Linked DNA regions of Homo sapiens: regions 1 and 2 are each linked to region 3. Evidence: read pairs that join two places in POLR2A ChIA-PET (ENCODE). Cell type or tissue: OCI-LY7. All regions are shown on one strand.

The links. Peaks named below come from ENCODE experiments on the same cell type or tissue, not always from the same donor. Only the 100,000 strongest peaks of a DNase experiment are listed, where the experiment ranks them.
Region 1: POLR2A ChIA-PET joins it to region 3 with 7 read pairs; 2 of 35 experiments call an interaction of 5 or more read pairs at or near these places.
Region 2: POLR2A ChIA-PET joins it to region 3 with 7 read pairs; 4 of 35 experiments call an interaction of 5 or more read pairs at or near these places.

The regions. Positions count from the first base shown.
Region 1 is chr6:19,578,852-19,583,851 of GRCh38, reverse strand. No RefSeq gene overlaps it. Among named protein-coding and RNA genes, the nearest start is that of LNC-LBCS, 220 kb to the left of the region's middle. In OCI-LY7, no CTCF peak of the experiment used is centred here; no DNase peak of the experiment used is centred here.
Region 2 is chr6:19,598,379-19,603,378 of GRCh38, reverse strand. No RefSeq gene overlaps it. Among named protein-coding and RNA genes, the nearest start is that of LNC-LBCS, 200 kb to the left of the region's middle. In OCI-LY7, no CTCF peak of the experiment used is centred here; a DNase peak (open chromatin) is centred at 2,328; H3K4me3 peaks cover 900 bases; H3K27ac peaks cover 2,731 bases.
Region 3 is chr6:19,839,491-19,844,490 of GRCh38, reverse strand. It overlaps ID4 (inhibitor of DNA binding 4), which reads right to left. Exons shown (of 3, transcript NM_001546.4): 3 at 2,294-5,000. Among named protein-coding and RNA genes, the nearest start is that of ID4, 4.6 kb to the right of the region's middle. In OCI-LY7, no CTCF peak of the experiment used is centred here; DNase peaks (open chromatin) are centred at 3,040 and 4,530; H3K4me3 peaks cover 3,450 bases; H3K27ac peaks cover 4,047 bases.

The DNA.
Region 1 (5,000 bases), 260 kb after region 3:
CTATACATTTTGAACACTTTATTAAACTTAGAATTTTCTAAAAAGTCTTGTGTTATTCAGTTACCTTCTTATTCCACTGGAGAAGATAAGATAAGAATGTTAGAATATTTTTTCTTCTAGGGTTCCACTCACAAGCTGCTCCTCCCCTATCCCCCAAAATCCCAAGTAACCCAATATTATCATCTGGAATTTTAATTTGAACTAATTGTTCATATATTTTTATTTATTTAGATATCACTGATAGGTTTTTACTACTTATGTTTAACTTTCCATTGAATTATTTATCAAAATTCTTCCTTTTGGATTTGTTTTTCTTCTTGTTAAAACATTGCCTTTTGAAGTTGACTTCTGGGAGAATCTATAGGTAGTATAATATGCTAACATGTTAACATACCCATATTTTACTTTTACTTTTGAAGAGTTTATTTTTATTCATGAAGTTTTATTATGCATTGAATTCAAGGATCAAATTATTTTCTCTCAGGATTTAGAAATATTTTTCCATTGCTTTCTTGCATTCTGTGGTACTGATAAAAGTTCTGATGTCATTCTGATTCTTATTTTTGAAGATGAAACTTTCTTGTTTCTCTGGTAGATTTTATAATTTTCTCTGTTGTTATGTTTGTGTTCATGGTGTTTTGAGTAAAGTTATGTTTTTTTCCTTCTTGGACTTAGTGAGCACTGTCATTCTAAAGACTCATTTTTTTTTTCTCCCAGTTCTAGAAAATTCTCAGCCATTATTTGTTCTAGTATTGCTTCTCTTTCATTTCTTCTATTATTTGCTTCTAGAAATATCTTCAGGGGAGTATCACAGTTTTGGGTGTCTATTCCAAATGTTTCAATTTTTATCTTAGCTTTTCATCTTTTTATGCTACATTTAAAATAATTATTTTGTCCAATCTTCCAAGTGGCTGATTCACTCTTCAGGTATTAAGACCATTTACTGAGATTTTCTATCCTTTCTGCCAGTGATGTGAGATGGCACCTTGGTCATATACTAAATTTTCATAGATATTTGTGTTTATTTCTGCACTTTTATTCAATTCTACTGATTTATTTGCTTATTTATGCGCCACTGTTATAATATTTTAATTATAGAGTCTTTATAATATGTTTTAATGTTTGGTAGGGCTAGTTCTTTCTTGCAGTTCTTTCTTTTGTATTATTGTCTTGAACATTTGTGCATGTTTGCCTTTTTTCATACAAACTTTAGTATGAACTTCCCTATCTCCTTAAAATTGCTTTTTGGTATTTTTATTGCGATTGCATTTAATTTACAAATTTATTTAGGAAAAACTGACATCTTTATAATGTTGAATCATCATATCCAAGAGCAGGGGCTATTTTTTCAAACTTTTGTGTCTTTTAGGGATGATTTAAAATTGTCATCATGTAGGTTTTGCACATTTCTTGTTAAATGTCATACTAAGTCTTTTATCTCTTTTGTTGCAAGGGTGAAAGAGCTTCTCTCTACCATGTATATGTCTCCTAACTGTTTATTGTTTGTGTATATAAAGGCTACTGATTTTATATTTTGATAGGTTCCTGAATTCTTTTACAATTTAAGTTAGTTTTATCATTGATTCTTTGAGGGTTTCTAGGTATAATATCTTACCATCTGCAAATAGAGATAATTCTATTTCTTCTTTGCCCATTCTTATGTCACAAATGACTTTCTCTTGTTTAATCATATTGGTTTATAGTCTAGTACAATGTTGAATAATAGAGATAGTAAAAATCTTTGCCTTGTTCCTCAGCTAATGTTTTTCCATTAAATAAGATTCTGGCTTTAGCATTTACATGTCTTTACCTATCTCCATCTCCATCACTATCTCTAAATTTCTATTTCTATCTCTGTCTCTAGATAGAGATTATTATGTTATGAAAGTACCTCTTCATTCCTATTTCTTGAGTGTTTTCTATTAATGAATGAGTGTTAAGTTTGGTCAAAGGTTTTTGTCAGCATTTATGAAGATAATCATGTATTCCCCTTTATATTTATTACTATGGTGAAATATATTAACGTTGTTTCTAATATTGAGCCAATTTATATTCTGGCAATAAAACCCAGTTGGTCATCCCATATTACTTTCTTAAAGTGGTATTGGATTCTGTTTACTAATATTTTGTGTGGGTATATTTGCATTGATATTTATTAGTGGGATTAGTCTCTGGTTTTCTTCCCTTTATCTGCTGTATCAGTTGATAACATATTTACTTCAAAAAAGGAATTTGAGAGTTTTCTTTCTTTTTCAATACTCTTGAATAATTCATGCAGCATTGGGATTATTTGATGTTTGAAGGTGTCATAGCGTACCACAGTGAAATCACTTGGGTCTGGTGTCTTTTGGTATAGTTTTAATCAATTCTTCCATGAACATAATCTGTTTAAGTCTTTTAGTATGCTTTGTTTTCTTTCTTGCTTTGCATTTGTTCACTGTAAAGACTTGCAGCTAGCTGGGGGCAGTAGAGGCAAGTATGAGAGGCTGCAGATTGGAATTTGGTGATTTTGGCAATTTTGGCATTCTCAGCCTTTAAGTAATGATGTAATGGCTGATTTTATGTGTCCACTTGACTGAGCCACAGAATGCCCGGATATTTGGTAAACATTATTGTGGGTATTTATGTGAGGTGTATTATGTATTTTGTGATGAATTTAACATTTATATTAATAGACTGAGTAAAGCATAGTGCCTCTCCTAATCAGAGTGGGCCTGATCCAATCAGTTGAAGATCTGAATAGAAAAAAATCAATCCCTCTCACAAAGAAGAGGGAATTTTTCCTTGCTTGACTGTCTTAAGCTGGGGCATCCATTTTTCCTGACTTTGAACTAGAATTGAAACATCAGTTCTTCCTAGGTCCTGGACTAGAATTATACCCTTGGTTCTCCTAGGCCTCCAGCTTCTCAACTGCAGATCTGGGGACTTGTCACCCTCCATAATCACGTGAGATAATTTCTTATATATAGTTGATCCTTCACAATGTGGGGGTTGGGTGTCAACTCTCCTGTACAGCCAAAAATCCATGTATAACTTTTGATTTCCCAACAACTTGACTGCTAATGGCCTACTATCAACTGGAAGCCTTACTGTTAACTTATACAGTTGATTAACAATATTTTCTATGTTTTTTATATTGTATATTTTATAGTTACAATAAAGTAAACCAAAGGAAAAAAAGTGTTGCTAAGAAAACATAAAGAAGAGAAAATATATTTACCATTCACTAAGTGTAAGTGGATTATTATAAAGGTCTTAATCCTCATCATCTTCACACTGAGTAGGCTGAGGGGGAGAAGGAGGACAGTGGGTTAATCTTGCTGTCCCAGGAGTGGCAGAGGTGGAGGAGTTGGAAGGAGAAGCAGGAGAGTCAGACATACTTAGTGTAACTTTACAGGAATGTGTCATAATTCCCCTCTAACGTTTTGCTTTTTCATTTCCCTAAAAATGTTTCTACATCATAGATGGGTCCAAGTTGTAAAAGAAATAAAAAACAGTGTTGAATAATCAGAATCCTTCTGCCGGATTGTCTAATGTAAATGTGTTTTCTGGCACTGCTTCTTCTACATTTTCTTCATCATCTAGCACAGATTTGGAAGCACTCATCTGCATCAAGTCATCTTCTATTAATTCCTCTGGTGTGGCATGTATTAGCTTCTGAATTCTCCAAGATCCATATCTTGAAACCCTTCACATTCCACTTTTTTTTTTTTTTTTTTTTTTTGCTGTCACAATCTCTCATGATTTCCTTGATTGGCTCTTTGTAAGTCCTAAGAAGTCATGTACAATATCTGGATACAGTTTTCTCAAGCAGCAATTCATTGTTTCAGGTTTGATGGCTTTTGTGGCTTTTTCTATAATGACTGTGGCATCTTCAGTGGTGTAATCCTTCCAGACTTTCATAATGTTCTCTCTACAGGGGTTCTCTTCCATAGTGTTGGCAATCCTTTCCATAAAGTACCATGTGTAATGGGCCCTACAGGTCCTGTGACTCCCTGATTTGGAGGCTGAGTTAAACACATTGTGACTGGGAGCAAGTGGACCACTTTGCTTGTTGAACTCATAAAGTTCTGAGTGGCCAGGGGCATTGTCCAATATCAAAAGAACTTTAAAAGGCAGTCTTTTACTGGCAAGGTATTTCCTGACTTCAAGGACAAAGCATGGGTGGAACCAATCCAGAAAAATGATTTTTGTTGTCCAGTCCTTCTTGTGCAATCAGAAGACTGGAAGTAGGTATGTATCTTTTCCCTTCAAGGCTTGGGGGTTAGCAGCTTTATAGATGGGGGCATTCCTAATAATAAATTTGACTGCATTTGCACAAAAAGGTAGAGTTAGCCTATCTCTTTCTACCTTAAATCCTGGTGCTCTTTTCTCGTCCCTACTAATAAATGTCCTTTGTGGATTTTTTTTTTCCAGAATAGAGCACTTTTGTGTGTATTAAAACCTGTTCAGGCAGATACCCTTTCTCCTCAATGATTTTCTTAATGGCATCTGGGAATTTGTCTGCTGCCTCTGGGCCAGCAGAAGGTGTTTTTCTTGTTATCTTGCGTTTTTTAAAGCCAAACCTCTTTGTAAAATTATCAAACCATCCTTTGCTGACATTAAATTCTCCAGCTTTAGATCCTTTGCCTTCCTTTTACTTTGATTTGTCATATAATGACTTTGCCTGTTTTCAAATCATTTTAGAGTCTATAGGTGTGCCTTTCTTATAGCAATTCTGCACTCAAATAAAAGCTGCATTTTCAATATGAGATAAAAAGCTATTTTCCAAAAGAAATGCAAGGTTTTCCCACCTGCTGTGGTAGCTGCAGTGATGGCTTTAAGAATTTCCTTTTCTTTTTTTATAACACTCCTTATGCTGGATTAATTTATCTGTGAAATGGTGGGCAACCACAGCTGCACACCTCAATCAAGCAAAGCTGCACACATATCAAGCAATTCAACTTTTTCTTGTAATGTCATGGCTTTGCTTCCTGGGAGCCCTTCCAGCATCACTCATG
Region 2 (5,000 bases), 240 kb after region 3:
TCACAAATATTTGAGCATCTATTACATGCCTGGTATCATGCAAGGCACTGGGAACAGATAAAAATAAAATTCTTGTTCTGGAGTAATTTATCAACTAGTTGAGGAGACAGATTAAAAATAGATATTGCTAATATAATGTGGCTCGTGTTAGAACTGAAGCATAAAGTTGTTGGTAATTCAGTGATTATGTGTAAATTACCTAGCATAGATTGTTGTATGAAAGATAGTAAAAGCATTTCACATTCAATCCTCTTCCCTTGATGGTTGGCCAGGCTGCATATTCCAAAGATGGCTTTGACAATAACTTCCAACCCACATACTCTTTGACAATGTGACTTTGCAACTCTATTATCAAGAGGAAGAGTCTCATTTCACCCCCTTTCAAACTGGGCTGCCTTTCAGAATTCGCTTGTAACTAGTGGAATTTGGTGAAAGTGATACTGTATACCTTCTGAGGCTGGGCAGGAAAAAAACCAGGTAGTGTCAGCCTTGGTCTTCTAGAAGACTCATTTTCCAGATGCTCCATCTCAGAAGGCTTTTTCTGGAGCTCAGCTACCATGCTGTGAGGAACTCAAGCCACGTGGAGAGACTGTGTGCAGGCATGCTGACTGACAGTCCAAGCTGGGCTCAGCCTTTGAGTTATCCCAGCTCAGGCACTTGCTAGAATAAACCTCCTAAAATAAAAGACTGTGAGTGAAGAAGCTTCCAGGTGATACCAGCCCCTGACTGTTGAGTCACCCTCAACCCACTGAAGCCTTCCAAGCTGAGGCCCCAGATGTCCTGGAGCACAAATAAGCCCTCCCCATTGTACTCTGTTTAAAATCCCAACCCACAGACCCTGTGAGCATAATGGTTGCTGTTTTATGTCACTGAGTTTGGAGTGGTTTGTTGCACAGCAATAGATAATTAGAACAGATGGATTTCAAGAGAGAACTGCTTTACAATGAATCATATTATTTTTGAATACTTTCTACGCTGAGGCTCCAATATTCCTGCATGCAGGTCTTTCAGTTAACTTGGAAACTGAGAAAAAAATTACTCTTTAATTAATTTCTGAATTCATATCACAGGGTTTTGGGAGCTTATCCCTGACTAAAATACTTTTCCATCATGTGTAAAATTATGGGTCTACTTGCTTGAGGAATATTTCATTTCTTCAGATAGGAACTAGTTCTCTTTATCTTCAGATTTAGTGGAAATGTAAATGTTGGAAAACTCATTTATTTGATATTCATATAAATTTGTGAGACACAATATTTTTGTAAATGATAAGTGGGAGAGTATACCTTGGTATATGTGAAGACACTGGCTACCTCAAATGTAATGTGTTTTATGGCTTTTATCACTAATTATCATTTATAGGAAGAATTTGTTTATATGAAGAGGCGTTGAGGAAAGATGAGATATTAAACTGTAAAGTTCTCTTCCATTGTAGTCATTAGAACTACCACTTATGAACAATTAAACCATGTACAGTTTCCAGAATGGCAACCTGAAAATTGTCTAAGGAAGATATTCATTTTAATTATGTAAATTGAAAGAGGCACTTTTTTTTGCTATTTTTCTATCTTACAGTAATTGAGAAATCATTAAAAATTGGAATACACTTCCATTAGATTTACAGGGGGAGAAAAGAGACTGTGTTAATATCCAAAACATTTTCTTTCTTAGACCATTGTCTTGACAGATGAGATAATTAAATCTGAGTCTCTGTAGTGGTAAAATAGGTGACATAGAAGGAAAACAAGGAAGTGCAATATATGGTTAATTAACAGATGTCAATTATATCTTAGAATTGAATGTGTCCTCAGAAAGCGAGGGGACTAGTTAGAAGAGGCAGAGTTGGAGACTGATGAGAAACCATGCCTGTAAGCTTTCAGGTGCACCCTCTTAATAGCCAGATACTGCTGGGCCTGGACAGGGACAAAACCCAGAAAACCTGCTGGGTACATTGCACACTGGAAATCCAAGATTCTGACAGTGAAAGCCTATTGTCTGTAGAGAAAGCATGCTTCTTAATTTCCCATTTTCCAATTCTTTGCAAACTTCCTAGAATAAAAGGACTTGGTGGACAAGAGGGAAGCACAAAGTCTAGGAAATCTTTCAGGTCTCAGACTTCATAGCATCATTCTTATTGTTTTCTGTCCCAATATGCAGATTTCCCTGTCATTTTCTTTTAGACTCTTCTGCTTGACAAGTATGCATTTTTGTAAGAACCTCTCAGATTCTACCTGAATTGCCTACTAACATTTTTTTCCCCATAGAGACAGGTCACACTCTGTCACCCAGGCTGGAGTGCAGTGGTGCGATCATAGCTCACTGCAATCTCGAACTCCTGGGCTGCAGCAATCCACCTGCCTCAGCCTTCTGAGTAGCTAGGACTACAGACACTCACCACCATATCCTGACAATTTTTATAATTTTTTGTAGAGACGGGGTGTCATCCTGTTGCTCAGGCTGGTCTCAAACTCCTGGCCCTAAGTGATCCTCCTGCCTCAGCCTCTCAAAGTGCTGGGATTACGGGTGTGAACCTAATCGCAGAGGTAAGAGCACACTGCAATGTAAAGTTAGTTCCATGATTGTTTCCTCTCACCTGTTCAGGTGGTTCATTGCTGAACTGCCTCAGCTCCTTCTAAATGAAGAGATAAACGGAGGGTGTTGCCTGAGGCAAGGAAAGTAAATCAATTTAGAATTAATTCATGCCAAAAGTGAGTAGGAATAGGTTTATACTTTTCTATGTATCTATTCTTTTGAGATATACACATATATTAAAAGTAATTCAAAAATTAAATATCCTCAGGATTTTTTCTAACAAATCAAAGGAGGTTTTCATTTAATGTGGAATTTAGATTATTTTTGAGTAATTAATACACCTCTAAGTATTGGTATGTGAGAATGCACATTTGCAATATTTTTATTCCATTAAAATTTTTTTTTGACCTAGCTTGCTTGTCAGTTCAGTCACCAAGCTTCATGAAGCTTTGCTAATTTTGTGAAATTTGGAATAGTGTTTTGCCACTTTAGAGATAATCCCTGAAAGCTTCCTTCTTGCATATGGCAATAAATCATTCTTTCCACTAAAAGCCTCTATGTCATTTGAAATTTATTACACAGAGCGGGTAGTGGACTTAAAAGCCATTTCACGTGTCTTATTGCTTCAATCATCTAATTTATGGGTTTCAGCTGCAATTGTAGTTGGAAAAAGTATTTTCCTTTCCCTGATCAATATAAGTCTGGTTTTGCATTCATTCCTCACTAACCTTCCGGGCCTGATTTCATCCACTGCCTCTCCTGGATTTCGTAGGTTCTACAGTCATTCTCCAGTTTCCATCATTCAAGAAAATGCAGGTAGGAAATGGAAAGAAAGTGCCAACAAGGCTGATGTAGATTGACTAAGCTTTCCCAGCTCTTAGCTGCACTTGTCAAAAGATATCTTAGTTATTATTAGTTGAGCAATCTTGCCCTAGGGAAAGGGAAACTGTCAAAAACTCCTGTGTTTAATATGTACATCTCTGGCTTCATGGAGAGAGCATGAAGGAAGCCGATTAAACACAGATGAGCTAAGCCTAAGTAACACACACTTAACACAAAGAAGGATAAGGAATTGGTACTCTTTAATGCCATGTTGGAGGTGGGATTTTTTTCCTTCACAGTGAAAAATGAATCTCTGTTCCCATGTGTCAGTCATTCTCATCACCGTGGTGAAAGATAGTATTAATGGGTTGATAAAGTGAAGAAGAATGTAGGAAAGTAATAGTCTCTCTCACCTGGGTCTCATGTGAAAAGCACACCTGTGTGGGTATAACGATTGAGCTCCTGCAGTGTCCAGGTCATAGACCCTGTCTCTGACTGCCACCAGGATGGTTGTAAAAGGCACTGCTGCGTTCTCTGATTTCAATGTAAAAAATAAGATTTGCACCCAAACACTCCTATCCTGAGTTACCATAATTACGTCTTAGCCCCATCAACCTTATGTTTCAATCCGTTCAACCTCATGGGGAAATTCAAAATTTATTCAAAGCCTATCACATGCAAGATACTAAAAGACAATTCCCTCCTATACTCTCTCCTATACAATTCTTAGTCAATGCTGGGAAGCATTTGCTGCTCTTTTAACCCTCCTGAGTGGGTCTCACGTGGGTACCCCTCCTCCTCTATTCTCCTGTGGCAAAACTCTTGGTTGTCTCCAAAACAGCTATTTCTTTATCTTTTTTCTTGATTGCTGGGAGACCTTTCTCCCACAATAGAAATACTTGCATTCTCATCTCCCTTGCCCTTATGGTATAGGTATGAGACCCAATCCTGGTAAAAGGGACTGGAGGAGATGTCTGCTAGGGGCTCCTGGGGAATATTTTACCTAATAAGACAGGCATGTGGAGGGAATCCCTCCCTTTCTCTCTGGATAGGAACATGTCAGCCTGTGACACCTGGGACTGTGTCTTGATAACACACAGAGAATGGCAGAGTGGACCAATGAGAGCCCTGGGTCCTTGGTAGTGAGCTGCCCTATTCCTGGGACATTTTGTAGATTGAAAACAATGTATTTTTACAGAGACAGTTGGAGTTTAGTAGGTTGGCCAAGTAGTCTGGAATCTCAGGCTCTAAGATGATTATACTCATTTTTAAAATATGACAGATAACATTCCTTCTTGGTGGTCCTCGTTCCCTTTGAGTTAAATCAACTCCTCAGCTTAGGCTGAGAGGTTAAGAGAAAAGCTCCATGATCCAGATGCCAATACAAGTTTGCTTGCTAAAGACAGTTGTGGAAACTAAAGATAAGATTCATACCCGGCCTGGGCCGGGCGCGGTGGCTCATGCTTGTAATCCCAGCACTTTGGGAGGCCCAGGCGGGCGGATCACGAGGTCAGGAGATCGAGACCATCCTGGCTAATGTGGTGAAACCCCATCTCTACTAAAAATACAAAAAATTAGCCGGGTGTGGTGGCAGGTGCCTGTAGTCCCAGCTACTCGGGAGGCTGAGGCAGGAGAATGGCGTGAAC
Region 3 (5,000 bases):
CAGGTGGCATTAGCCGAGATAAGGAATTCAGAAAGAGGGGCAGTTTTGGGGAAGACCATCAGTCCTATCTGGAATCTACTGCTTTTCAGAGGTGGAGAGGACCAGACGCAGTTAGATATATTGGTCTTAAGCTCAATTGCAACTCAATGCAGATGAAAGGGCAAAGAAGGAGTGACTAAATACTCTGGGAAGAGACTCTTAAGGGGGCATTCAGTTCAGTTAGTAACAAATATTTTACAAGGTTACTTTGTTAGGCACCGCAGGACAGGCAAAGAAAAGTCTCAAACAAAGAACCCTACTTTGTTTTAACTACAGCTGTGGACTCAGGTTAAACTTGTATGAAAAGTGTTTCCAATAATTATTGCTTAGGTAAGTTGTAAAATTTTGGTCTATAAGTTTATGTCTGTTTTCCTGGCTTTCTCTGAGGTTTGACCTACAAATAAGAACTTCCCTATTTCTCTCTCGCTCTCTCTGAAATTAATCATGAGGTTAAACCAGATTCTAGGAGATGATATATACATGACAGTTGATTCACCTGTTCTTTAGTTTCGGTCCTGCCTTATGCTTAAACATAATATGGTTGGTTATAGCAGTCCAAAAAAAATGGAAGGTACACCTTTATGGAAATTCCCAATCTTAGGAACTAAAAAAGGAGAGAAAATAGAGAAAAGTTTACTTACTTTTTAGAGTAAAAATCCCTTTTGAAAGATATTTTTCTGTATGTCGGTGAACTATTTTTAGACATACACACTCATACTTAACTACAATCACTCAATTAACTGCTAAACCTTATGAAGGAAGTAGTATTTGAAAAACATTTAAAATATTTAAGAGGATATTTAAATAAATACTTAAGAAACAGTCTATGAACTTGCATGAAGAACTCTACAAGTACAATACTTTCCTTCGGAAATTAAACTTTGAAATAAAAGATAGCATTTTAAAATGTGACTTGTATATGCCTGCCCAAAGTCCTGATAGGTATTTTATATCATAAAGAATTGGGAAACAGTAACTAAAGGCAAATAATAGTGCCTTGTTTCACCAGGAATTTGCATATTGTGCTAATATTAATGTAATCTCTTAGAAAATTCTCATCTAAAGTGTGAGGTTTCTTATTAAAAAAAATTTCATGGGTTCATGTAGAAAATTTTTCATGGGTCTCTTTATTTAAACATTTTAAGTTCAATTCCTCTTCAGTTATATCTTAGCCAGTGGAATACAGATAATGCATTTTGTTCTTCTTTCCCCAGAAACTGAAGTGTTTACTCTTATGGACTCAGAGGGGCTTTTCAAGTTACTTCAATTTTTACAGCTCTTTTCATATCCCATGTGTGGATTTACTGTGAAGACTTATGAATGATGGAACTCCAGCAGCCTCACCATGGCCTTACTTTGGCTTTGGTAAGTATAGAAAACCTTTGGCAATGTGGTTGAGACCTAAGTTTTAACACTTAGGCAAAACTTTTTAGCAGGAGCCAGAATATGAATAAATATGAAGGAGGCACTTGAATGCAAAACACACTTTACAAATTCATAGCAAATTTGAGAGCATTTTCAATTAAGTATATATGACTGCGGGTTGTCTCCCTTGAACAAATTAGTTCTCGTTTGTAAGGGTTATATCTTTTAAAGTATCGATCAAATCAGTGCTCAAGGTAGAACTGTAAGTAAAGTTACAATCCTAAAACCTTTTGGGCAATGGTTCTAATTAATATAACTAATATTTTAGCAAAATATCCTGGGTTGTAATTGAAAGAAATCATCTGGGTCTGAAGAATACCTACTGAGGGCAGCCCTATTAAGATTCATTCTGAGACGGGTTAAATTAATTTCCTGGACTTGCAAAGCAGAAACGGGAAGGTTTTCCTTCCTCATAAGCCTGCAGGGTTTGGTGTTTGGCCCTGTCGAGACCCAAAGGCTATCTAGGCTGATTAACATATATATAATTAAAGTGCACCAGCTAGAAAGGCAGAGCCAGTTTCATTTGGCTCTGTACTACTGTGAAATAAATTGTCTGCATTGTTTAACTTTTTTTTTTTAATTAGTTTTCCCTGGACGTCATCCTGCTGCCTTCTTTAGGAATATTGCTTCCTATCCTAAGCAGGGACTAGAGTAGAGAAGCTTTCTCCAGCATTCAAACTAGATTTTCTTTCCATTCATATCGCCACTTTTCATAACATGGTAAGAAACACTGTAAATAATTGAGGTGATCCATCAAGAGACCCATTCTGGATAATGAAAAATTGCATAACTCAGTAAAAGTCAATTAAAAACCACAAACTCCAGAGCCTTTTGCTCAGTGAAGATTTATTGTTATAGAAGGCAACTAATACAATAGATTTGTGGGCTCGAAATTTTAAAAAGTTCTAAAAAGGCAGTTAAAGCTTGACAATAAACTTGAGTAAGGTTTACACAATATCAAAGTATATTAGTTCTTTGAAATGAAAAGGTATTTTTTTTCTTCCTTTAACATTGAGATGTCTGAGATGTCAGGATTTTGTAGCATTCTTAGAAACAACATCCACTGTGTGGGATACTTTTTTTCCTTCTGGAGTTTTAAACCAGTCTGACTCTTTGGTTGTGCCTATACAATGAAAAGTCTACAAATGAAATGAGAGAAGTCAGGATATTTTCCTTTGTTAAACTAAGTAGCTGAATAATTAGAACTACCTAGATAAAAGACTCAAAATGTTTTTGTTATCTGGTTGCCTGGTTAGGACATAGCCAACATTTCAATGGAATGTAGTATCTTGTACAACTGCATATAATTTTTTAAAAAATAAACAATGACTTTGTTTCTTTAGATACATCAAATGCTGCTTGAGTGGCCAAAGGGAAAATGCCAACTCTTTGAAATGTAGTATCTGTAGCACTTTTCTTCTTTCAGTAGTTTTTCATGCCCCAAATACAAACTTTAAGGAGTAACATCTATCCTCAAAACCCAAAAATACCCATTTGTTTTGAGGTTCACAGTCCACCAGTATAAGTTTTAAACTGCGCCAAAAGGCTTAGGTAGGGTTCAGCAGTCAGGCATGACAGATGCATAATTCTAACCAACAGTGCACATGTGACATGCTTCCTACTGAAATTAAACTGCCAAATAAAAAGGAAGGATTGTGCCCTTTTTAATAACAAAGAATGCAGTCGTTAGAATTCTTCAGATTTGGAATTCCAGCAGCACTCTAGTGTTTTCTTCTTGATGTGTGACAAGAATGAATAATATCAAAAATAAAAATAAACCTCATCTAAACAAGCAGTTCTTTGACTTTATAACGTTCAACATCAAATTCTCAAAATACTCAAGACCAGTAAATTATCAGAGCTGAGGAAATAACATGCTGAGGACAGAATCAATTTTTAAACATTTTGATTGATTTTAACCTGCTAGCATTAGTTTTGTTCATTTCTGTTTAGACATTGCCACTTCAACTGACTACTAGGGACCATGGTATTTCATATTCATATAAATATCTGAATTTGACCTCATAAGAAGTCCCTTGGGTCTATAATACTTTTATTCTTGTATAATCTGAAACAAATCCTTTCCTTTTAAAAATCAAACAGACCACGTTATACACACAGTTGACTATTTACAAAGCACCCAATTAAATCCTACTTAATTCTTTCACTCTAAAAATTCCATCTAACTTGTGTGTAAAGTACCCATAACATTAAATGCATAATGTTCACAAACCCTGATAGTCCTATCTAACCTAGAAAATATTACCTTCCTTAAGGAGAAAAAAGAGCCTTAAAAGAAAAATAAGAGTAAGGTTTTAAAGAAATGAGACCAGAAATCACAGTACAAGACAGAGAAATCTACTTTAATATTCACATGTAAAAGTTACACATCACAAGAGATTGGACAGTAGCTTAGCGTAACATAGCTATAGTGAAAATCATTTTTATAAAAAAATAATCTAGATGCGGTCATCAGAATTTTTGGTCTGCTTAAGTTAATGTTTGAAGATCGACTTTTATCCCTGCTTGAAGGATTTGCCATTATGCCTTTTTTTTCTCCCACTGTTGCCTATTAATTCTTTGGAGGAAGGAAAGCAGAAAGTGTTCATTTCCAAGAGTTTGTCCTTTGGTAGCAAGCAGAGAACATTTTTTTCATTTCCATGATTTAAATAATCTGTACAGACATGAAACTTAGTGACATTAAGCTTTAGTGTAAAATGAAGAGTAATAAGCAATTTTTTTTCACTTTGATAAAACAGCAGATTTCGTAAACTCCTTAAGGATCCAAGCATTTCCTCATCCCATATGCAAAATCATTCAGAATCCATTTTGACCTCAGTTGAAAAACAAAAACAAACACTTACTCTGTATATATTACACTATAAAACCCTGTACTTAAAAACTGATAAGGTGTATTTTCAACATGTATGCTTCAAATACAAAGATTTCAATCTACATTTAAAAAAACACATTTGAATGGACTCAGAACAAGTTTAATTTGTGATTAAACATCTCATGCAATCATGCAAGACCACTAGCTATAACTGTTACTTCCGAGTCTATACTGGGCAAAACAAAAGCAAATTAAGAGCCAGGCCAAACAGAAAAGACATTCAAGATATCAAGAGCTCTGTAATTGAGCTGAAAAATGATTTTCCAAAAGAAATATTCCCATAGATTAAAAAAAAACACACACATAATATTTACAAAAAAATATTTAATTAAAAATATCTTATAATTACAGTATCTATTAAAGCATATACTTTCTCACACTTATAGAACATCTCTATATATACATGGTATGAAATGTCACTCATTTATCTATACAATATGTAACATTCTTGCAGAGAAAAGAAAGTTCTCTGCCCCGTTATAATCATCTATTTTAAACAATAGATGTAAAAAAAAAATATCTACAATGCTCTGGTAGATTAGTAAAGCTTCAAAACAAAAATTGAGCTCCTTGGTCACAAAGTAGGCTTCTAAAGTCGGATCTACTCTTGATCTTCTATTTATCAGTCCTGTCACACTTAAGC